Regions from separate parts of the Homo sapiens genome. Here regions 1 and 3 are each linked to region 2. Evidence: chromatin loops called from intact Hi-C (ENCODE). Cell type or tissue: dorsolateral prefrontal cortex. All regions are shown on one strand. Region 1 overlaps LOC101928107 (a long non-coding RNA gene). Region 2 has its middle 19 kb from the start of LINC01690. Region 3 has its middle 7.9 kb from the start of OLIG1.

Region 1 (8,000 bases), 140 kb before region 2:
CTGGGTACAAGCGAGTCTCCTGCCTCAGCCTCCCGAGTAGCTTAGATTATAGGCACACATCACCACGTCCGGCTAATTTTTGTATTTTTAGTAGAGATGGGGTTTCACCATGTTGGCCAGGCTGGTCTCGGACTCCTGACCTCAAGTGATCTGCCTGCCTTGGTCTCCCAAAGTGCTGGGATTACAGGTGTGAGCCACCATGCCCAGCTGGCATTTGTGACAATTTTATAAAGAGTTGTTTCCTAGGCTCTGGGTCCAGTTTGTGTTCTCTCAACTAACTGGAAAAAATCAGCTTTCATAATTTCAACCAAACAGCTTCATTTCTAGAAACCCACCAGTGTAAGTGCAAAGATTACTCCTAAATTATTTGCAAGCAATTAAAATCTTGGGATTAATTGGAACTGAAGCAAAAGGAAAGAAATCATTTTAAGATATCAAGCCATCCCTATGACTTTATACTTAAGATACAGCAACTGTGCATTCTCATTTTTTAAAAACAAATGACTATGACTGCTACAGAAATAACAATAGACAATTTTGGCCATTTTCATGCCTCATGAAGAAAGCTCTACCTCAGAAATAGGAAGAGGATAAGCCCACTAGCAGTGCAGTTTCTGATCCAACTTTGCCAAATAATTTGGCAAGGGTGAATGCTAAATGGTAATAATGATAAAAATGTTACTTTTTTTTTTTTTTTTTGAGACAGAGACTTACTCTGTCACCCAGGCTGGAGTACAGTGGCTCAATGTCTGCTCACTGCAACCTCCGCCTCCTGGGTTCAAGCGATTCTCCTGCCTCAGTCTCCTGAGTAGCTGGGATTATAGGCATCTGCCACCAAACCTGGCTAATTTTTGTATTTTTAGTAGAGACAGGGTTTCACCATGTTGACCAGGCTGGTCTCGAACTCTTGACCTCAAGTGTTCCACCCGCCTCGGCCTCCCTAAGTGCTGGGATTACAGGCATAAGCCACTGTACCCGGCCAATAAATGTTACTATTATCAAGGGTCAATTTTTATTTAAATGAGTGACTGGTATTCTGGAAGCTGTTTTCCCACTGAAATTCCAGGAGTCATAGAAACAATGTTACCATTATCTGTTATCATTATGGTAAAAGCTTCCATTTATTAAACCCTCACTATATATAAGGCATTATGATAAGCATTTCTCATCTATTTTCCAAATTTAGTTTCTGTGAAGAAGGAAATGTTATCCCTTTTTTACACCTGAGGATGGGTGCTGAGCAGTTAAGTAGTTTGTGTGAGATGACAGGGCTGGCAAAGTTCACGTAGGAATTCACCCTCCCCTGTCCATCTCCAACAAGGTGCTGCGTGTGTCATATCTCAGGTGGCTCTGGCCGCAAAATGGTCCAATACCTGCTTGCACGGGGAAATCACTGAGGGATCGTATTTTATAAAGCATCCTGTGTGCAAAATGTTTTATGCATAGGGGTGGGTTAGGGTTTCTCGCTCTGAAAAACAAAACAAACAGGAATTGGAACAGGTGGAAGGCTTAAGCCGAGCCAGCTTTTTGGTCTGTTCTTCATCATGTCTCAATTTCTGTAATGAAATTTTCCCACCAAACAGCCACACAAATGCCTTGGTCGTGGAGACTGAATTGGGTCTTTTCCGGAGAATGACACTTCTTCCATTGAAATGGCCCCTTTCTTGGACAGGGTGCTGGAGTGTGTGTGTGTGTCTGTGTGTGTATGTCTGTGTGTGTGTGTGTATACTTGTTTGCCTCGTGAAGCGGGCATTCAGGTGGCGCAAGGCTGAGAGTGACTTGTTTGGCTATTTGTGAAGAAGCTGGCAAACTTGGGCCTTCTCCCTGGCAGGGAGGAGAAAGGGCCGCTTGTTTCTGAAATATCAGCAAAAAGGCTGGTGCAGGTGGGGCCCCCATCAGTGAAAAGTTGTTGGAAGCAAAGGCTGCAGGTGCTGCCTCGGGAACACGGACGTGTGCTTCCTGGGTAGGGCGCGGGAGAAAGAGGACTGCCAATCGCCAAATAGAACCACACTGTTGTCCCAGGGGTGAATGAAAAAGATGTTTCAGTGCTGTGGACGGATCTGGATGGTTTGCCACGGAGGACAAAAAGTCTCCTATAAAATTCCATTTACATAGTCCTATCTCACTTGGGCTTTTGGTGACCAGATTCAATTGTGCTGGTGTCCCCTGTGCAGTGTGATATCATAGCTTCAGAGGAAGGCTTTATTTAGAGGTCACACTAGTTTGTCCTGGGGATGTAGTCATTTTTTGTGTCACGGACAATGTTTTACTGTGGAGATATGAGCCAGATGGCTCAGCCACTTGCAGTCCGGAGCTAAACAGTGTCTGTATTGTTGGCGAATAAACAGAATCTATTGTTTGCTGCTCATGAAACTCTAGTGCCCACCACTGTTTAGAGATGAAGTATTTAATAAATTGTTAGGTCTCGCTTAAAGAATCTGTAAAACAACATCTCAGAAGGACACAGGCCTCCAAAAATATAAATCTCATGTGTTCTTAAAAACAGCAAGAACAACAACAACCTTTCTCTTTGGCTTTCTTCCTTCCCCGCCCCCTCCATCTCTTGAGGCCATTCACTCTTACAGTAGTGAAGGCTCTGATTTTGTTTCTTTCCCATGGCAATCCATATGCTAATATGAGCTGTAACCCTTGTGCGGGGTGGTGGGGGGACAACGTGACGCTTGTGCTCGGCCCCCTCCAATTTTCTCACCCCCTCCAAGCCATGGCTACCTATTTGCCAACACTGAACAGAACAGTGGAGCCTTATGGGGTAGCACGTGTGTCACGGAAATGCGGTTTGGGGATGAGCTTCCTCCCTGCTTCCTGAGATGATACTCTGAAGATAAAAGGTGTAGTGTCTGGCAAGCTCCTCTCACATGCTGAATTGGCCTCACTCAGTGGGGAAATCTGCTCACTCACCCCAAACAACAACAAAACAACAACAACAAATAACACCACAGCACAGCAACCTGGAAGGACTGAAAAATATTTGTTTCCTTTTGCAGAATGAGTGTAGAGTGTCACTTTCTGAGCATTTACCACTCTTGGCCTTCCCCATCTTTTTTTTTCCAGCATGCATCTTGTCTTTCTAAATAAAGCACACTTTTCCATTTAACTTCGCCCAGCTGTGGCTGGGTATATTGCAATGTCAGAAGTATTCGTTTCCTGCCTTAATTGCAGCCACAGCCAACCTTGACTGGCAAGGAGAAAGCCACTGACAGGTTTGGGCTGTGTCCAGACCTCCTCAGACTTTCTGTCAGCCAACTGTTTGACAGTATATGCAAATGCATGCAAATGCAGGGACACTGGCCGAACACCTGCAGAAAGTGACCATCTCCACTCAGGCTTGGCCTCCCCTGTAACTGGGGGTTTTGAAATGCTGCTTGGTCGCTTTCTGTCAGTTTATTATGCATTTGTCAGCAGAACGTTGGGCTGATAAAAACACTCCTCTTTGTCCTGAAGAGCCGCAGAGCTCCATGTGGAGCTGCAAGTGCCAGGGCTAGTGGGATGGCTCCTGGCCAGCCCTTGTGAATCCTCCCCTCTGTCTGCAGGACCCGAGCGGCAGCATCCGAACTCTTGTGGGCTTGCCCGCATGGAGGAAGGCCTTCTGTTTCCCTGGGTGTAAAGATGTAGGCTCGATGGTGGGGCAACAGAGCGAAAGGCTGGCTCTCTCTAGCAGCTGGAACTTGGCGACTTTGAGGAATAATATGTCCTGGATTTTCAAAAGCCAAAGGAAAATCTGCCCGGGCTGTCAGGGAATTGGAAAGGGGGAGAGGGCCCGCCACCTCAAGCAGGAATGGAACTGCCAGCCACACACACCCCCTCCAGACTGTGGGAAGACAGCCAGGTGGCACGACTCCGGCAGCCACTTGCCGCCCGGCCATCTCGGCTCCCATCTGCTTAGGCCTTCTCTCACTTCCCACAACTTCTCTCTTTAAGAGGTGCTAAGACCAGCCCGTCAGCTGCGATTTAAAAGTGTATGTGAGACTTGTGTGTAGTTTTGAGTTTGGCCTTTTTGAAAGTAAGGCAGGTGACCTAAGTATCGTGGCTCTAAGACCGTGAAGATCGGTGGACCGGACCCAGATTCTGGGGTCTTCCTCGAGCCATCAGTGAGGGAGAAGTAAGATAGGGACACTGCAGACTGGTGTCCTGTGTGGTCCTTAAACATCGACCACCAGAACCGGGGGAAGCATTTTGCATTTCTTTGTGCAGCCAGGCGTTGGTTCTTCAGAGTAATAAGTCATCTGGGAATGGTTGTGCAAAACAGGTCTTCGAAATCTCCCCATCCTCTCTACTTAGAGGTTGGAAGCGCCTTGAAATCTGGGCAACTTCTTGTGTATTTTTGGGAACCTGAATATACACAACCTAAATATAGGAGCTTGGTGTCTTGAGTATAAATCTATAATCAACTCTGGCAAAATCTGAGGAGTAAGCAGGTATTGCTTGTAATGAAAAACCGGGCTGGGCATGGTGGCCTGTAATCCCAGCACTTTGGAAGGCCGAGGTGGGAGGATCGATTGAGCCTAGGAGTCAAGACCAACCTGGGCAACCATTTAGCAAGACCACATCTCTATAAAAAGTAAAAAACTTTAGCCAGGTGTGGTGGTGAATGCCTGTAGTAGTCCCAGCTACTAAGGAGGCTGAGGTGGGAGGATGGCTTGAGTCCAGGAGATCGAGGCTGCAGTGAGCCATGATCATGCCGTTGCACTCCAGCCTGGGTGACATAGTGAGACTTTAAAAAACAAACAAACAGCTGATATCAGTGTAGACTGCTGATCCAAGTCATTTATACTCCAAAATGGATTGTTCTTTGGCCTGAGAATCATTTTGCCATTCATGCAACTAACATCAGTCAAATAATTGCCTACTGTTTCTTGTATATTAAGAGAAGTGAAAAATCATGGTGAAGTCTCTTGAAATGTTTGACCCTGCAGTCTTTTCTCTCTCTAGAAGGAAGAGGCTGATCTTTGGGCTTTCCAAAAGCTGCAGTTCTGGGACCTGGGGGAAAATTGGAGTGCCTGGCTTCCAAACAGGCATAATGGCTCTCTGCAAGACCAAGTATGTACAAACATCCCTTGAGCAGCCCTGCAAGCCTGATGCTTCACCAATGGGCACCCGGGCTTCATAACTGCTGAAAATCATGGTGTTGATTATCAGCACAGTGACGGTGCCAGGTGCTGCGGAATCAGTGAGTTTTCTAATTATTGCTTTATTGCCAAGGGAGAAAGGGGCAGCTTAAACTCAGAAATGTATGTATTAGGTGCCTGTTAAGTACCCACAATGAGCATCTGCTGTTATGGATAAACTGAGGCACAGTGGCATCAATAGAAACAACTCAGGGCATACAGTAGACCAAGGCCATTCATTGTTAGCACTAGGATCCCAAAGCCCAGGTGCCAGTGCCTCCACCTGCCTCCGGTTAAATATATCACACAGTACGTGCAATGAGAAAAACTCTTGCTGGGACCAAATATCCACAGAAAATCGGGGGGATCTGCATATCAATGATAAAGGTGATTTGAATTAGAAATATAGGAGGCTTCAAAAAGGGACAGAGACGTGATGGAGGAGGCCTCCAATCAGGCCCTCAGTTCCTTTGAGAATCCATGAGACTGATACTGTGTGTGGTTGTCATAATATCACCAAGGAACGAAAGCGGGAATTTCATCAATGGAGATTTTAGACATTTTCCTAACCCCAATGTCTGGCATAAGGGTGATTAGATCCCACTCCTCTGTTCAGAAGGCCAGTGCAATTTCTATGGGTATGGTACCAGTTTTGTTTTACTGATTGGAAAGAGAGTTTGATCATACTAGCAGTAATTCATAATGTATGGGCATCTCTTATGCAAATGAGCCCACTCTTTGCCTTAAAAAAAAAAAAAAAGTCCGGAAAGAAATAAAATGCTACATAAATGGGACCGCTTCGTTTCTCTCCTGCTTGTTCTTTCCCTCTTTCTCTCTCTCTCTCTTTTAAAAAGTAAACCGAAGGTAGTTGTATTTAAGCAGCTTTAATGTCCTTTCAGGGCTGCGCACAGGGTTGTGGTCACTCAGGCAGCAGTAACTTTGAAAAAATGACCCGTCTACACCCAAACAATAACAGAATCCCCCTTTTTATGTTGGAAACGCCCACGGCTTTCTGTGCATCTCCAGACTCCCCACGTAGATGCAACTGTTTGACCAGCCTTCTACTGAACAACTTAATTAAGCAAAAGAAAACGTGTCAGTTTCTGCCAACCTCACAAAAACAGAGCTGTGGGGGTAAAAAGGGTCGGCGAATTAACCCACATTCCTGAACGGGTTCACTAAAGCGAGGCCTGGCTTTGCAGCAATGCCAAGGGGAACCGTGCGCTGGGTTGCCATTCAGATTTATCAAGACATATTGTTCTGTAGATCATACTGAACACAATTAAAGCTGCAGTACCTCGGGGGGCTACAGCTCGGGTGTGAGCTTAGCTTAACTTAAAAAAAAAAAATCTTGTCACGACACGGTGCCTACCATTGACATTCTGCACAGTTACAAAGACAAAACAGTTCTATCCGACCATATGAAAACAGCAAGTTGTTTTTAGTTTTTTCCCCTCTTTAGTGTCCCTGCCCTCCCTCTTCCCCCGTTTTCCCTCTCCATGAAAGCACATGCAATATGCAAAGCAACTGTATACTCTGCATGCAATTTGTACTAGCCAGACCCAACCCGAATTTAATCCTTTTTTTTTTTCTTTTTGTCCTGAGGGCGGGGAAGTGTCCCAGCCTAAATCCTTCTCTGGAAGCTGGGAAAGCAGAGGCCCCAGGAATCCTGTTTCCTAGCCAATTAAATTTAGTTTTCTTTTTTTCTTTTTTTTCAGGCTTGGATTTTGATTTTGCTTCCTTTATGTGAAGCCAGGAGAGAGCTTAGCGCCCAGTACTCCGTGCCCCACCCCCACCACATCGCAGCCTCCCACAGTCACCAGGAAAAGTGGGGGCTTTCAGCGGCAGCCAGAAGGAATTCAGAAACATCACATTTCATTTCGGGAAGAATTGGATCAGCACCAGTTTGGTGTTGAGGCCATGAGATTGTGGCATTTTTATCCCAAATTTATCCTCCCTTGGTCTCTCTCAGTGTGTGTGTCTGTAGGAAGTCATCGTGTAGCATTATGCTATGAAGAAAGCATCCCACACTTATTCAATTGCATCGTCCCACATTCTGGATCGGGAGACACAGACTCAAGTCAACCTGCAGCTGCCTAATTTTGCAGGGAAGCAGCCATCCTGATGTTTGCAGGTTGGAGGCCTCCAAGTGACACACATCAGGAAGAAATGGGCTCTCCAATCCCAGATGAGCTGAAACACAAACGTTTTCTGAGGGAACAGTCAGGAGTCCTATCTTTCTGAGCCCTTTTCGATGCAAGCAACCATTGATGAAGAAGCATTTATGCTTGATACCTATGGCAGGTGTTCTTCGGTGTGGAGATGTTGTCAATGAAAGATTCAAAAGTGGTTCAATTATCAGAAGACCCTATTTGTTTGCTTTTGCCCAGCTTTTGTTTGCTCTGTCACTCAGGGAGAATATAAACAACTTTGGCGAGGTAAGATGGAAAAACAGCCGGTACGGAAATGTTCGATGGACAAATGAGAGGACTTGGCAGAAGTTTGGCTTAGAAGATGAATGATAGAGCCCCGGACAGAATGCAATAGTGGCAATAGGCATGCATTCTTTGCAGATGTGCACCGAAGGCTACAGGCTACTGTGTCTTTTTCTTCTGGCTTCTCTCTTGAGCTTCTGACACTGCACAGAAAGTGGGTCGGTCCTCTGACAGGCTTGAAAAATGCAAAAGTTTACCACCAACTGGTGGGAATACATGCAACACATGCATAAAACAGAGCATCAGTGGTGAAATGCAGCCTGCAGTTTCTCTCCGACAGTTATCCAGATAGTTCATCTCAAAATAATGATTTTGCCATAAACATACAGATATTGCAGGCAAAAGCCATCACAATTCAAAAGCCGTAACAAGAATGGCT
Region 2 (8,000 bases):
TATGATCTCACTCATATGTGTGTGTATTTTGATAAAAATATACAGGATGAAGTTTCAACAGTGGTTCTTTCTAGAAGTGGAGATTCATTGACACCAATCATGTATTATCAATAAAACATAATTATGCAGCCAATGGAAAAATAAACTGTAACTTGGGGAAGCGTGAGAGTTGCTTGGTCCCCTGTCCTCTCCTCATCTAAGGATTATCCTTGGGGTGCTCCAACAGAGGCGGGTCTGACCCTGGGCCTTCCCCATGTCTGCTGGCCTTTCCTTTGCCAAGACGCAGAAACGATGTGCCTCTGGTGAGACTCACAGTGAATCCAGGAGGCTGGACCAAGAAGAATGTGACACAGGGCAGTAGCAAAAGCACCGAATTGGGAGTTAAGCAACAGGGACCCTTTTAGCCAGCTGGGTGAGTCCAGGCACATCCTTTACCTCCCTGGGAGTCAGCCCCTTATGGGAAAATGAATAAGCCTCCAGCAGCTTATGGACCTTCAGAAAGAAACTCACTGGTGAGGCTACAAAAAACATCATGTAAATAAAGCTCTGCGCATCAAGCCTGTTGCGTGGTAGGTGTTTCAAGAGTGACAGCTATTGTGTCGTCATTGTGATTCTTCTCAGTGAACTGCAGACATGAGGATGAGGGGAGATGGACCACACGAGGGCTACAGATCTGGGGTTTGTGCACTTCAGAAAATCTTCTCAACCGATAAAGTTAGTCCAGTCTCTGCATGGGCTAGGCTCAGAACTTATTTCTTGGTGAAATCTCTGCTCCCTTCTCAACTGGCTTCATAATACCATGACACTTCAGTTTCCGGAAGCACACTATCTAGCCACCTTATGATATAGGATCAAGCCAAGAAACTGGAAAGAAGCAAACAAAAATTAAAGATCTTCCTATTGTACCAAATACAATGGTTGAAATTCATGCCTGTCACAGGAAAAATATTTTGTTCCTAATGATACTAAGTTATCATCTTAATAATAACTCATATTTATTGTATATTTACTACACTGCAATCCCCATTGGGTGCTTGATGTGTATTATTTCATTTAACCTTCTCAATAATATCCTGGAGTAAGTATTATTTCCATTTCCATTTACAGGCACACAGAAATTAAATAATTTGCCCAGGATCACAAAGCCAGAGTTTTGACACTTATTCTTGTTACACCTTGTTAACAGCCTTCACAAGCCAATAGAAACAGCAGAGTAGAATGAAGGCAAGGTGCCCCCACAAGCTAAAGTGACAGCTGAAGGACACAGAAAAGCTATAAAAGCAGGCACCAAACCTCCCAGACCATCATCCTCAGGGTCGCGAGGCGGGAGGGCAAGTCATTGAGAGGAAGAAGAATAGCCCGCGGGTGCATTGTGCTTTAGGGTTTACAGAGCACTTTTGCACATTCTATTTTATTTGAGCCTGAGTCAATTAAAAAAAGTGCAATTCAATTTGGTATCTTCTGTTTAGAATTGAGGATGTGTGCGATGCATTTGAGGAAGTATGATGGATATTTTTGAAAACTTATGGCTTTAAAGGAGTGGGAAAGATATTTATTTCTTGGAACATTAATTTTGGTAAATAACTTGATATGCCAAGTTACAAGGTGCCTGACATGTATAAGGAGATGTCCTTCCTGGCTGGGAGCCAGCAGCAGTGAGGTGGTATTATATATGTTATACATAAAGTGAGCTTCTGCAGACTTTAAATTAAGAATGGGAAACTCATTTTTTAGTAAAATCACCCTCACCCCTCCCTCCTTCTTAGCTATGAATCATGGCGGTTTTCTTCCTTCTTTCCTTTCTTGCCTCCTTTCCTCCTTCCTTTTCCTTCCTTCCTTCCTCTTTCCTTCTCTCTTTCTTTCCTTCCTTCCCTCTTTCTCTCCTTTCTCTCTTTTCTTTCTCATTCTTTCTTCTTTTTCCTTCCTTCCTTTTTCTTTCTCTCTCTCTTTCTCTCTCCTTCCTTCCTTCCCTTTCTCTCTCCTCCATTCTTTCTTCCTCTCTTCCTCTTTCTTTTTTAACTTATTTTCTTCCCCTGGCTCCCTCTCTTCTTCCTCCCTCCTTCTTCCCTTCTTTCTCTATCTCCCCTTCCCTCCCTCCCTCCATCCTTTTCATTTCTCTTCTTTTCTTTTTTCTCTCTGATGGTGTCTAAGGCTGGAGGCTGGCAGACAGAAAAGTGCAGGAAGAGGTGGGTATGAAGCCACAGAGGACCTGGGTGAAATCTCCTGGCAAATTTGTGAGGCAAGAGGGTCTGGCTCTGGACTCTGCCTGAAAACACAGCGGAGACCCTCTGGGATGCTCTAGGCTCCCATCTACTCAGGATGCCAGCTACCCCGGCAGCCCTTTTCCGGACCCAGAGGCCTCTTGATCGCTCGTGGGGTTTGGGGGAGGAACTCTCCAGCAACCAGTCTCTCCTGGGCTCTGCTCCACAGCCTGGCCATAATTTATCGGTGGGGGTCCCAAGCCGAGGAGGCGCTGTATGTTTTTGTTTTCAGGGTAATTTACAAGGCAGGCTGCCCTGGTGGTCACCTTCCCCTCTGCTCAAGGAGGTGAACACAATGTCTCTATCTTGGTCGCCACGGAAAGGGTACTTTCTCCGAGGGCGCCATGAATCGGCCGGCTGCGCCCCTGACAGGCAGGCAGGGGGCGATTATCTGGGCCGATGAGAGCCATTGACAAAATGGAGTGTGCCATCTTCACAGCACAAACGTCGCCCTGGCCATAATACCCTCTTAAGGAGACCTCAAGTGGCCCAGTCTTGTCACCGGCTCTCCCAGGCACACCACCAATCGTTTGTCACCGCTGCTGGTATTTGCAGGGAGGAGAGGGCAAGAGAAAGGCAGGACCCGAGAGCATCACAAGAGATCTCCGCCCTGTGGCCTATTGTACTTCATCTCGGAGACAAAGAAGGCTCCAGGCCTTTCTCCAGCAAGTCGCTTCAGCTTCATCAATAAATCAGAGGCCAGAGAAAGCCATTCAGATATGGCTGAGGCCTCCTGAAGGCTCTCTCCATAGAGCCGCTTTCTGGAATATGCAGGATATGAGAGATTTTTTAGTCGAGCGCATTTTGTTTTAATTCCCCCCGCCCCGCGTTCTTTGTCACTTTTCTCCTTTCTGTCCCCTCGGTGTGGAACAGAAGATGCGTTTGTAGGCCTGAATCGGGGGGATTGTTCCAATCATCAGACCATTCACGCCCGCCCCTCCCCTGTTGTAAAACACAAGCCCGGGCCGGGGAACAGCGGCCCCATTGTGCGGCGCCCATGCCACCCAGATTTCACCTCAGCCTTCGCCGAGCCCCTGTTTTGTTTCCAGTCAAAAGAAAGCATTTGCTCAGGGGAGGGGAGGGGTGTTCCTATTGCTTCCACTAACAGAGAGGTTAAAGGAAAGATTGATGGGAGAAAGTTCACCTAGAAAACCAGGATACATTTCTGGCCGGCCAAGGCCAGTTGTTTCATTGTCCTGGGGCCATGTTTTTTGTTAATTATCTCTCACTCTCTCCTTTTATCAAGGAGAAAAGTAGCAAAGCAGGCAGAAAGAAACAGGATATAGGGGTCAGGGGTCCCCCTGGGCCACCTAGGTATTCCATTTGAAATGCTGGGGCGGGCAGGGCCGAGGGTGAGTCTTGCCTGGCTTGGGGTGGAGAAGAGAGGCGGCCACCAAAATAATAATTAATTTGATCCCGTTACTTATGGGGAAACTTCCCACCCTTCACCCCATTCGCTGGCCTCCCTGTATCCTTATTCTAACTCCCAGGGTCTTTATCTCCTTTCCAGCTCCAATCCCCTGCTCATTGCCTCCAACACACACACACACACACACACACACACACACACACACGCACACACATGCACACACCCATACACACACATACACTCTCTCACACACACGCACACATGCACACACACGCACACACCCATATGCACACACATGCACACACATACACATTCATGTATGCTCACACACATGCACACACGCACACACATATGCACACAGACGCGCGCATGCACACGCACCTGCACTTTTTCCTTTGTAATTTTAAGCTCCATGCAACTGTAAGGGTGATTTCAGGAAGGGCGGGGGTAGGGTTGTGGGGGGAACAACGAGAGAAAGGCTAAGAAAGTTGGTCCAAACAAGAACATGTTGTCAAGGGAATAAACCTTGGTGAGGGTAGGCATGAAACCACAGCTGCTGAATTTGGCCAGCCTCAGACGCTGGTGGTAATGACAATGATTCTCAGTGGCAGGGCCCCAGCTCCCAACATAAATAGGGCTCAGCCTGAAAGGGGAGGAAATGGAACAAAACATTTCCTTGGGTACCACTGGCAGAGAAATAACATCAATTTCAATTTGGGGAGGGCGGGAGGCAAAGAATCTGCCTGTTTCCCCACAGTAGCAAAGGCAAATTCATAACTCGCCAACAAAGTACCTTTGAAATGCAGCTGCACTCCACGAACACACTGCCTTTTTCCACCCAGAGAGACAACCCTGTCTTGACCAGAAAGAAGGGGAAAAAGAAGAAAGCACACACTATTGAAAACCCACAAGAGAGGGAAAAAGAAGGGAGGAGGGAAGTTGCTGGGGGCTGCGGGGCAGGGAGGGAGGGGAAATGCATGGATCTTGGCAGATGCAAATGATAAGCTTTACCTAGTATAATGCAACCTTCTTTGCCTTTCCAAGAGGAGGCCTGTGATGAATGGCCACACAGATTCTCGGGAGAGAGACTGCACACAGGCAGCTGGTGGCCAAAGGCAGCCATGTGGCCAGGAAGGAAGGCCACTGGACAGGCCCCGGCCTCCAGGTACCCCTTGGTGCTCTTGGACTCCAGCACCTGCAAGGAATGGAGCAGCTGCTGCCTCCTGGGAAGAGGGACTCTGGTGGTGTCAGAGCCAGGGTCCCAGGAGCCCAGGAATGTGTCTACAAGACAGCACTTTGGGATGAGTGATAGTCATAAACTGGGCAAGTCCAGCTTCTACATTTAAGAAAAAGATTGTCAAAGTATGAATAGAAAATTAGGCATAAACAAAAATATTCACTTAAAATGAGAAATGAAATCACAACAAACTACAAAAGTTAAAAGCCGAAAAATATCAAACATCACAGAATCCAGAAATACTGTGTGTGTGTGTGTGTGTGTGTGTGTATGTGTGTGTGTGTGTGCATGCAAATGTTTCTTTAATTAGCATCTGGACACACCTCTGCAATACTTTTCCACAGACTGGCTTCTCACCTTACACATTTTAAACGTTGTTTATCCTGCACCACCCACCTGTTTCTGATGCTGGACACCAAAGGATGTGATTTCTGACCCTGCAACCCCCTGTCACCATTCTAGGAACTCCATTCAGTGGGTAACAGGTGTACTCCTGGAAGCTGTTTCTATGCCCGAATGACCAGCAATAATTCAACCATGGATAAGCGACAGAAAAGCACGCAAATACATCCCACTCACCCAAACCGGCCTCCCGATCCAGTTCCACTTAGCCACATCCCAAACATGCTCTCGGCCACTCCAGCACCCACAGACACAGGGAAGTAGGAGAGAGAGGAAGGAAGTCAGGCTGCAAAGCACTGAGACAGCATCTTACTGCATTGGGGTTAAAACATCTAACAGATACAAATTTTACAAAAACATATGACCATGTGAACTGTTGGTGGGGCCCTTCCCAAGCCTTGGAAGATGGTGTGCAAATGAGCATCCTTAAGTTTAAGTTTTATTCTTGTCACAATCAAGCTGCCTCTGCCCACGTGGCTCATGTGGTCAATATCAATGTCTGCAGGTCTGGGTGCTGATCACCTTGACAGTGCCTGTCCCCCGTGGAGCCTTCCCTGATGCTCTCCAGGGAGAAATCCCTGGGCCTTATTAGGGTCTTCCTAACCTTCCACACTGCACAGACCTTACTGGGGTCCCAGGGCTACAGAACATGGACTGGATTGTGTTCCCACATAAGCACCCATAGCAGCAGTCAGAATGCCCAGCACAACATGAGACTCAATAAATATGCGTCGAGAAAAAAAGAGAACAGGGCCAGGTGCGGTGGCCCACGCCTGTAATCCCAGCACCTTGGGAGGCCGAGGCAGGCAGATTGCTTGAGTTCAGGAGTTCAAGACCAGCCTGGTCAACATGGTGAAACACCGTCTCTACTAAAAATACAAAAATTAACTGGGCATGGTGACAGGTGCCTGTAGTCCCACCTACTCGGAAGGCTGAGGCAGGAGAATTGCTTGAACCCGGGAGGCAGAGGTTGCAGTGAGCTGAGATAGCGCCACTGCACTCTAGCTTGGGTAACAGAGTGAGACTCCATCTAAAAAATAAAAAATAAAGGGAAAAAGAGAACAGATGAGCTGCACTACATAAAATCCCAAGGTTAGCTGGCTTATGTGAAGAAGGTTTATACTTCCATGTCCTGCTTTGGGGTGATGCAGGAAGGAGATTCGGGATGAAGTGTCAGTACCGACAGAAATAACCTGCTATAACCAAAATGGTTTCAGTGGTGCTTTCCAAGGTCCAGAAAAGAAATTCCTAATCTACCAAGTGCCCAGTGACACTGTCCAGCCATAACCCCATGCTTACCCACAGTGCCCGAGAACCATTCGTTAGCTGGAATGTCCTTTACCGAGCATATCTATTAGGGTGCTGTGCTCTGGGCTAGAAATTGCCCAGTGGATGATGAGGATAAACCTGAGCATTTTGTAGAAGCTCATATGATCCACCCAGCTATCCAATCAGGTAGACTCTTTTATTAGCACATGATGGACAAGGAAACAAAGGTCTCAGAGAAGTGGCTTGTTCAAGTCACATAGCTATTAGGAGACAGGAGTTGGAATGTGAACCCAGATGTGCTGGAATACACTGATGAACTCATGCCCCAGCTGGGAAGATAGCATGGAAACACGTTAGTATACAATGGGCTGAGTGCGCCAGAGAAGTATGTACAGGGTGCTCTTCAAGGCTAGGGGAAGGAGCAGCTGATTTTGCTGGAGAGGGAGATAGGAAGAGACTGGATATTGGGGATATGGTGATGAGTGGGAAGTTTCTCTCTTTCAGCCTTCAGCCTTCCCCTTCCCCAAGGACATAGCTTTGGGGCTAGATGACTTCCCAGCCTGATGTGCAAGTCAGATTCATGAGTGTTCCAACATGGTTTGGAGAAATTCCACTTGAAATTCCAGTCTTGGTCGTCTCTGTGACTATCAGCGAGGTGCCCTGTTCTCAATCGGCCATTGACACTGGTGGGTCCTCTCTGGAGATGGACAAGCTGTTTACCAGCCTGCAGGCCCCTCACTCACACAATTCCTTACTCTAAATGAAGGGACCACTCTGGCAAATTGCCACGTCTTTCTCTAGTTCACCCTTCTTAGTTACTTGACCTTTCCACCCTTCCACTAACCCCCTGGTTTGGCTAGAAAGCAGCAGCTCCCCAGAAGGGCTGAAGGACTCCAGCCTGACCCCAGCCTGCCCCCATGGGGGTCACCATCAATGGCACAGTCCAGCAGCAAGCAAGACTGAGGCGACTCACAGCCACAAACAAGTCAGCAATGAACTGGTTCAGTCACAGGAACTCAAAGGATACCTGCTTCCGGGTGGTTTTTGTTTTGCTTTGTTTTTTGAGACAGAGTCTCACTCTGTTACCCAGGTGGGAGTGCAGTGGCGAGACTATGGCTTACTGCAGCCTTGACTTCCCGGGCTCAAGTGATTCTCCCACCTCCCAGCCTCCTGAGGAGCTGGGACTACAGGCATACACCAGCATGCCTGGCTAATTTTTTATTTTTATTTTTTAGAGAAACAGAGTCTCACTTTGTTGCCCAGGCTCATCTTGAACCCCATGGGCTCAAGCAATCCACCCTCTTCAGCCTCTCAAAGTGCTGAGATTACAGGTATGAGCCACCGCACCTGCTGCCCTCTCTTCGGGTTTGGTACTAAATAAAAATATCCCTCCCTTACTTTTCTGATGGCTCTGGGTGCATTTTCTGGCTCTTTTTCTTCTCTTCTTTGTGGGTGGTGGTGA
Region 3 (8,000 bases), 100 kb before region 2:
CAAGCGATTCTCCTGCCTCAGCCTCCCAAGTAGCTGGGATCACAGGTGCACACCACCACACCCGGCTAATTTTTGTATTTTTAGTAGAGACAAGGTTTCACCATGTTGGTCAGGCTGTTCTTGAACTCCTGACCTCAAGTGATTCACCCGCCTTGGCCTCCCAAAGTGCTGGGATTACAGGCATGAGCCACTGTGCCTGGCCTAATTTTAAAAGCAAACAAAATCCAAGTTTTTCGGGGAAGGGGATGGAGTTATTCCAGCTGAAGAGGCTGTTTAGGGTTATCAAGGGTCCCCGCGTTCACTCATGCCCATTGTGCCTTTTTACAAGGCCCATGGCAAGCATTTTTCAAATGAATGGATTGATTTTAAAATCTGAGTGTAACACTGAACACACTCCGGAGTCTTTCAGACAACAGCAGCATTAAAGATAAGCTGTCTGTTCCTTGTCTTGGTGAACCATCTCCCAAGACAAGATTTAAGATTTTGGTGTGAGGGGCAGCAGTTTGTTGTGAGCATCAGCCATTGCTTGGAAAACAAAACCCCTTTATTTTTCCAATTCAGGTGACATGGGGCCATGTTCCATGGCTCACTATGTTTGATTTTCAAGGGTGCTGTGATTCAGTGGCCCCAGGAGTCAACAGGCTTCCCAGCCCGGGGTGATATGCTGCCACCTGGTGAGGGGGGAATGGGGGGGTTGGGAAGCACAGAGCCAGGGCTGAAGACCTAGGCCTGGTCGAGGGGGGTGCTTGCCCCCACCCCACACACACCTGCCCACCCTCGCCCAGATGGGGGAAAAGCTGATGTTAGCTCACACCCCAGGCTTCAGACATTGAGGCCAGAAGTTTGCTGGATGGGATGGGCCCCAGGACAACAGCTCACTCCAGCCTCACCACCTGCTGTCTCTCTTGTTGGGCTCAACACAGGCCTTAGCACAGGCCTGGCACTAACTAGCATCCTGAGAAAATGCTCAGCAAAAGTGCTAAGCGCTATTATTGCTACTGCTACTACTAGGACTATTTCTAGAGGTTTGCTTAAAGCAAAACAAAACAAACTCACATATGTGGTATCACAAATCCTGCATTCCTCACGAGGAGCTGCCCCACAGGTCTCCCCAGTAACAGCTGAATGGAATAGGAGTCATTCCCTCAACAGAGGAAATGCAGCTCCCACCCAGAGTGGAGGGGATGAGATTTGCCCGTGGACATGTCTACAATGATAATGGTTCCAGGAGCTCTGCTGAGCCCTTGTGTGCCTCATTGAATCCCATGAGATCAACACATTATCACCCCCATTTTACAGATGAAGATGTCAAGGCTTAAAGAGCTAAAGCACAAGGTAAGGAAGCTAGGAAGGGTGGGACAGGGATTTGAAGGCAGAGACCTCCTGATGCCAGGGCTCTCCACCAGGACACAGCGCCACCCCTGTGACACCCTGTCACACTGTCCTGGAATCAGCCAGCAGAGGCAATGTCTGTGGAGATTTGAATTCGCCCAGTGCCTGGCTGTCATTTCTGTGAGCTAATATCAGCTTTTCCCCCATCTGGCCAAGGGTGTGCAGGGACAGTGGGGCAGCTGTGGGAAACTAGGGGGAGGAGAGCAGGGCGTTTGCTGTTGGAATCTGAGAAAAATTGGTAGCACTGCTCCTGTCTGTATTTAAACATTTTATATTTTGTTCATCATGAATTTCTGCATCAATTTTGATTTTATATATATACACACATATGCGTGTGTATATACGTGTGTGTATATATGTTTATGTGTGTATGTATATATATATTTTTTATTAAAATATATATATATTTTATTAAAATATATATATATTTTAATAAAAAATATATATATTTTAAATTGAGACTGAGTCTCACTCCAGACTGGAGTGCAGTGGCACCATCTCAGCTCACTGCATACCTCCGCCTCCCAGGTTCAAGAGATTCTCGTGCCTCAGCCTCCTGAGTATCTGGGACTACAGGTGCCTGCCACCATGCCCGGCTAATTTTTGTATTTTTAATAGAGATGGGATTTCACCATGTTGGCCAGGCTGGTCTTGAACTCCTGACCTCAGGTGATCCACCCGCCTTGGCCTCCCAAAATGCTGGGATTACAGGCGTGAGCCACTGTGCTCAGCCTTTACAAAAAAATTGTATTAAAATACTCTTTATCATGATAGCTGAGTTTTTTGGTGCCCCCTTCAATTTTGTGCCCAAAGGAAGTGCCTCACTTACCTCATCCTGGCCCTATTTGCTTCTCAAGGCCCACTTTCTCCTTAAGACCCAGGTAGCAAAAAGCAGTTCTAATCTAACTATTGTATTTTACTTTGGGAGACAAACTTAATTAACTTAATCAGAATATTTTTCTGACTCTGTCCTGTCAACCAGTTTGAAATGGCAAATTAATTAATGAGTCTGAACCAAAATATAGTTACTATTTAAAACCTTAACATTAATAAAATCTTGGTTCTCCCTTCCCTTCCCTTCCTTTCCCTTCCCTTCCCTTCCCTTTTCTTTTCTTTCCTTTTTTATTTTAACAAGTGTTTCTGTGTAGGAAACACAGGCTGAAACCTGCTTTGGGTAACATGCTCTGAATTTAGATGACCACAAAATCTATTTTGAGAAATAATCGCTCACTTATTAACCACTCACTCGTGCCAACACCTAGTAGGTGGGCGCTCAATAAGTGTTTGTTGGCCAAAGGAATGACTATTGGGGACGGACCCCAGCCTCACTGGCAGGGAGAGCCTGGCCCCCAGCACCTTGCCGGGGAGGCTCCTCTGGGCCTGACTGAGCCCCATTCAGCCCCCATGTGCAGAGGATGACTCAGCCTGTGACTTCATTCACCCAGCCTGGTGTTTATCCACTCACCACAAACCGGTTGATACTGTTTGGAGCTACCCCGAGGTGACGCTCTGCTGGTGGAGAATGACATGCAGTCAGCTTGTGGCCTCTGGGGCCAAAACAGCTGAAATGCTGTGGCTTCTGAAGAACCCATTGTCTGCTAGTCAAGCGTGAGGACAAGGAAGGTTCTGGTGCTGCCCCCCAGCTCCCTCTGAGAGGCATTTTGGCTTCCATGTGGGTGCGGGACAGACCACAGCAGGGGGCCCTAGCAGGGCTCTGACCCCAAGCGTGGAAGAATGGACCCTGGCATGGGGATCCCTCATAGAAGCCCCTCAAAAAATACTGTGGGGGTCCAGATAGAGCTGGAAGGAGCTGAGGAGTTTAGAAGGCAGCTTTGCTCATTCCAAATGCATTCTTACTTGGTACCATCTGATGCTGTCATGGACCCTCTTAATAGATTGCAAGAGAAGATGGGAATGACGGAGCATACACTGGTGCTTTTTTTTTTTTCTTTTGAGACAGAGTCTTACTCTGTTGCCCAGGCCAGAGTACAGTGGTGTGATCACAGTTCACTGCAGCCTCAGCTTCCTGGACTCAGGTGATTCTCCCAACTCAGCCTCCCCAGTGGCTGGAACTACAAGCACACCACAACACACCATGCCACTAAGTTTTTGTATTTTTTGTAGAAACGGGGTTTTGCCATGTTGCCCAAGCTGGTCTTGAACTCCTGGGCTGAAGCCATCCTCCCATCTCAGACTCCCAAAGTGCTGGGATTACAGGCATGAGCCACCGCGCCTGGCCTCACACTAGTGCCTTTGAAAGCAGCTGTCACAGTACACATCACCATGGAAATAATTTCCAGACAATGGAAAAAATTCTATCAGTGGCAACAAGAAAAGCATTGGCAGGTACAATAGGCACTATGCTTAACGGTTTATCCCACTGCCTCATTTAACCCCCAAGGAGGTGGGTCCTGTTATTACCCTGACCTTACAGAGGAGGAGACTGAGGCACCAGAGCTCAAGTAGCCTACTGAGGTCACACATGAGCCTACATGAGCCATGGAGTGGAGTGACCAACTGGAGGCACGACCAAATCGGGCAACACACAGCCAGGATCTTAAAGGGAAGAGATGACCAGGAGGAGGGAAGACAGGAGGATGGGAGAGGAGATTGGTGCCTGATTGTGTTTGGACACAGTAGGGTTCTTATGAGCGGAGGATGGGAGGGGGAAGGTTGAGCATCCATCTCTCCCATCTCCTGTGGCCAGGTCTGTTACAGCAGCCAGCCCTGCACGCCTTCCCCAACAGCCTCGCTGGGGCAGTTCATGGTTCAAAGCCTACAGCCCTCCATCTGAGTTACTGTGAGTCTGTGTGAATATAAAATACAAAAGGCATCTCTGATGCCCTCACAGCCCCTAGAACCATGGAGACCATGGTCATAAGTGAATTCAAAAGTTGTCTATTAAACGGGGTGCTGTAATGTTCCATTTTATTTTTTCCTACACTGGACACCTGTGCACTGATAGAGACTCATATATAGGCTGTACCTTCTGCCCATGGCTGTGGGGAACCAGGACTGCAGAGGAAGCATGTGAGTGAAGCCACCGGAAGCAAGCAAATGGAACAAAACCAGCACCACGACCACCACCACCACCACCACCACCATCACCACCATCACCACAATACAAATACTCTCTTTGATTGGTCCTCTGGGTAGATAAAATGTTATCAAATCACCTCCAAGCTTTCTTTACTGATTCTTCATCTGCTCAAACTATTTTTTAAGATTTGAACAGAATGACACCTAATGATCACTGTCTGAGGAGTTTAGGGTTTTTATTTTCTTGCCTGTAACACTCAGTGGTGACCAGGACGAGGAGCATGTATGTGTTGAAGGGTGCGGGCTGCGTGAAGCCTCCCTTCTGCCCCATCCGCAATCCCTGACATCTCACTACTCACATTCTTAGATCAGTCTCCGCCAGGTCTGAACATTTTGGAAATAAAAATCAGATAAAAATGAAAAAGTGAAACTGAAAAAAAAAGAAAGCTAAAAGTGAAATGACCTAAAAGAATGACCCCATGGTCTCAGGCTCAAGAAAGAGGAGACAGGGAGTGGCGAGACGTTGACGCCTGGATCATGCATTGGTTAGACATGCAATTAATAGAAGCAGCCACAGCCAGGCATGGGGCGGGCACTGGGGTACAGGTGGGGTTTCCCAGCCTTGCCCCAAGAGCTAAGGGGAGGAAGGAAAATGACCCCTCTCCACATTACAGCAATGACAGAGAGGACAACCCTTGGGGGCTCTCTTTCTTCTAGACAGAGCCTCATTTCTTTCTGTGTCTGGCTGCTACAACTTCCCTGAACTGGCTTCAGCTTCTTCTGTCTCTGTATCTTCATGTTTCTGTTTTCTCATCTGTAAAATGGGGATAACGCTGGTGCCTACAAAATGAAAGCATGCATGTAAAATGCTTACAACCCTGCTTGGTGCCCGATAACACAATGAGCTCTTATCAGCACCATTGTTATTTTTATTTCTGGTAGTAATGCTCTGCCATTTCTGCAGAGTAGCTTCTCCTTCCCACCTGCCTGCCCCCAGGTGAGTTGGCTTTTCTTTTTTCTTTCTTTTTAACCTCACAGACAAGTCTTCTCATCTGCTCTTGTGATTTTGAAGTCTCCAGGTCCTATGACTTTGGCATTCTCTAAGGAGCTACCCACATCACTTAGAAGCTTCTGGGACACAACAGCCCTTATTGAATCCCAGTGCTGGGAGCCTGTTTCCTGGGCCCCATGGCTTGCCTTGGACTGGTGCTCCAGGTACAGGGCCTGTCAGGGGCGTCTGTCCTCTATTTCAGGCCACCACTGCAGAGGGGCCTGTTGGGGAATCACTCGTGTCCATGAAAAACACTCAACAAAAAGATGCCGACGACGTTGACACAGGTTCCAGCAGGGTCAGAATGTCTAGTTTCCACATGAAAACACTGTGAGGCAGCCAGGAGGAGAAAGTCTCTGAAGCTGTGCCTTCAGAAGCCGTTTTCTCCTTGCACCCTGCTGCCCTTGTCTGTCAGCCGTCTGCTTGCTCACTTTCAGAAACTCGAATGACAAACCTGCAACCGTCAGAGGATCTCTCACAGAGGTGGCCTTGCCTCTGCCACTCCCTGTCACCAGTCTGGGCCTCTCTTGGGGCTAGGGGGCGAGGCTGCCGAGAAAGTTCAGGTGACTCAACTGCAGTCAGGTCAGCCAGCAAGGGATTTGTCCTGAGCCTATCTCTCCTGGATGCCACCAGCAGGGCCAGCCTACAGGCTGAGCAGAGAGGCTGGAAGAGACCAGAGGACCGAGATTTTCCAGGGGAGGGCAGAAGAACATGCTCAGCTCTGGGTGGGGACCTCCTGTTGGGATTCCCATTCCTTGTCTCACCAGGACAGACCAAGGAAGCAGCCCGTGCTTCCCCAAAGCAGGCGCTAGTCCCTGGCATTACTGCCTCTGACCACCTGTGTGGCTTTGACTGTGGTTCCCGACCATCCTGGGCCTCGGTTGCCTTATTCAGTAGGGAGAAGAGAGAATGGATGATTTGCAACTGCCTTTGCCTGCCAGCATTCATGAGACTCAGATATGATTTGGTACCTGCGGCCTTTGTCCCAGGTAGTGGCCTACTTGCGTGCTCTGTCCTCGGTGGTCACCGCAGAAGGCTTAGCATGGACGTAGAATGCATTCTTTTTGCTTTCAATCAAGGCATTCCCCCCCCACCCCCACCCCCCCACACACACAAAAGCGTCATGCAGCCTGTAGTGTTTAAGGACTTGGAATATTCAGCTCCTTGTCCTGAGCTCAGAGCCTGGCCTGTCAACAGCAGCAGGAGGGAAGGGGGAGAGTTTGCGGAGAGCTCCTAATCCCGTGTGAGCAGAAAGAATGTGGTTTGGTTTCTTTTCAGGCATGTCAGCTTTTACGCTGGGCTTAGTTAAAAATGACAGAATGGGAACTGCCTTAAGAATGATTTTCCGATGTCTCCATAAATAACGAGACTAGTTTGTGTGCAGGTTTTGAGGAATATCTTGCTACTCCAGTTTTGCACGTTAACTGGATCTTACTTGGAAACAGTATTTCTAACGTCTTTCCCCACACCTAAAAATCTGCTGGAGAAAAGTGAATTCATGTTTTTGAAAAACATGGCATTTTTCACCCCATTGCTTTGTGAGCCTACTTCAGTGAATGTGGTAATCTTCTTATTGAATATTTATTGTGTGTGCAGAAGAGAAAAGAGGCAGTGAAGAAGCAGGAAAATACCTTCTGAGGGAAATATACTTTCCTAGTCAATGCACTGCATACCCAGGGAGCAAAAGTGTCAATTGAATGACTCTTCCCAACCATCACCTTGCTCTTGGCAAGTTCATCAGGTATCCTTCTATGGCAGAAAAGAAAAGCCCCTTTTTTTCCTGGCTGGCTTCCTAAACACAACAGGAGGCTCCAGGGGGTCTAGTTAGCAGGCTGAGGCTCTCTTGTACCCAGCCTCACCTGCGTACCTAAGCATTCAGGAAAGACCAAACACCTTAAAGTGGAGTGCAAGATGGAAGCATTGTCGTTCATCTTCTAAACTTCAGTAAGTGGAAACATTTTCCATGATTGGAGAGGAGCCTCTTCCTCGAAGCAGCCACTTACCCTCTAAGCTGTATATTTCACAAAGTTAAATTTTTATGTCTAGTGTCATCAGTTTCCCTTAGAGGAGAACATCTGTAAGTAGACCATCACTGCGGGCTAGGCAAATCCCATCGTGTATTGATTCTGCCCTCTGTCTACTGATTGCTCACCTGGACTCCAATATATATAACAATATAATTTCTCAGGGCCTTGTGTATTTTCCCATTAGGTTCAGTTTACTCTAATTGCCAGGACCTCACTTTGGTGGTTGGCTGGATGCAGGGAACTTTTTTGGCAGTGAGCCGTGGGTTCCTTCTCATCTTGCTTCTGAGCTCTTAGAGTGCCTTTCTTGAGGAACCTTACTAAGACCCTCCCAGCTGTCCCAAACCCTTCAAAGGCTAGCTTACACTTGTTCCTTCTGAACAAAGCCCACTCCAGCTAAAATCAAGTATGGTGGACAATTCAGCTAGCTCCTTTGCTGGCGTGACATAGCACTGAACATTTCTAAAAGCAGCTCCATGCTCTAGAACACACAT

The links. Hi-C counts contacts between places; a loop is a spot of excess contacts. Peaks named below come from ENCODE experiments on the same cell type or tissue, not always from the same donor. Only the 100,000 strongest peaks of a DNase experiment are listed, where the experiment ranks them.
Region 1: a loop joins it to region 2, with 2.8 times the contacts of the local background. A loop is called at or near these places in 1 of 110 quality-filtered maps.
Region 3: a loop joins it to region 2, with 1.8 times the contacts of the local background. A loop is called at or near these places in 1 of 110 quality-filtered maps.

What each region holds. Positions count from the first base shown.
Region 1 is chr21:33,111,574-33,119,573 of GRCh38, reverse strand. It overlaps LOC101928107 (a long non-coding RNA gene), which reads left to right. Exons shown (of 3, transcript NR_109961.1): 2 at 4,951-5,188; 3 at 6,845-7,870. Among named protein-coding and RNA genes, the nearest start is that of OLIG1, 45 kb to the right of the region's middle. RefSeq lists an enhancer at 3,668-4,202. In dorsolateral prefrontal cortex, no CTCF peak of the experiment used is centred here; DNase peaks (open chromatin) are centred at 2,003, 2,693 and 3,533; H3K4me3 peaks cover 2,005 bases; H3K27ac peaks cover 6,425 bases; H3K27me3 peaks cover 1,792 bases.
Region 2 is chr21:32,973,709-32,981,708 of GRCh38, reverse strand. No RefSeq gene overlaps it. Among named protein-coding and RNA genes, the nearest start is that of LINC01690, 19 kb to the right of the region's middle. In dorsolateral prefrontal cortex, CTCF peaks have their summits at 3,028 and 3,283; DNase peaks (open chromatin) are centred at 1,643, 2,674, 3,188, 4,218 and 2 weaker places; H3K4me3 peaks cover 1,133 bases; H3K27ac peaks cover 5,902 bases; H3K27me3 peaks cover 1,080 bases.
Region 3 is chr21:33,074,022-33,082,021 of GRCh38, reverse strand. No RefSeq gene overlaps it. Among named protein-coding and RNA genes, the nearest start is that of OLIG1, 7.9 kb to the right of the region's middle. In dorsolateral prefrontal cortex, CTCF peaks have their summits at 2,824 and 3,023; DNase peaks (open chromatin) are centred at 1,462 and 2,911; H3K4me3 peaks cover 1,374 bases; H3K27ac peaks cover 7,673 bases; H3K27me3 peaks cover 1,561 bases.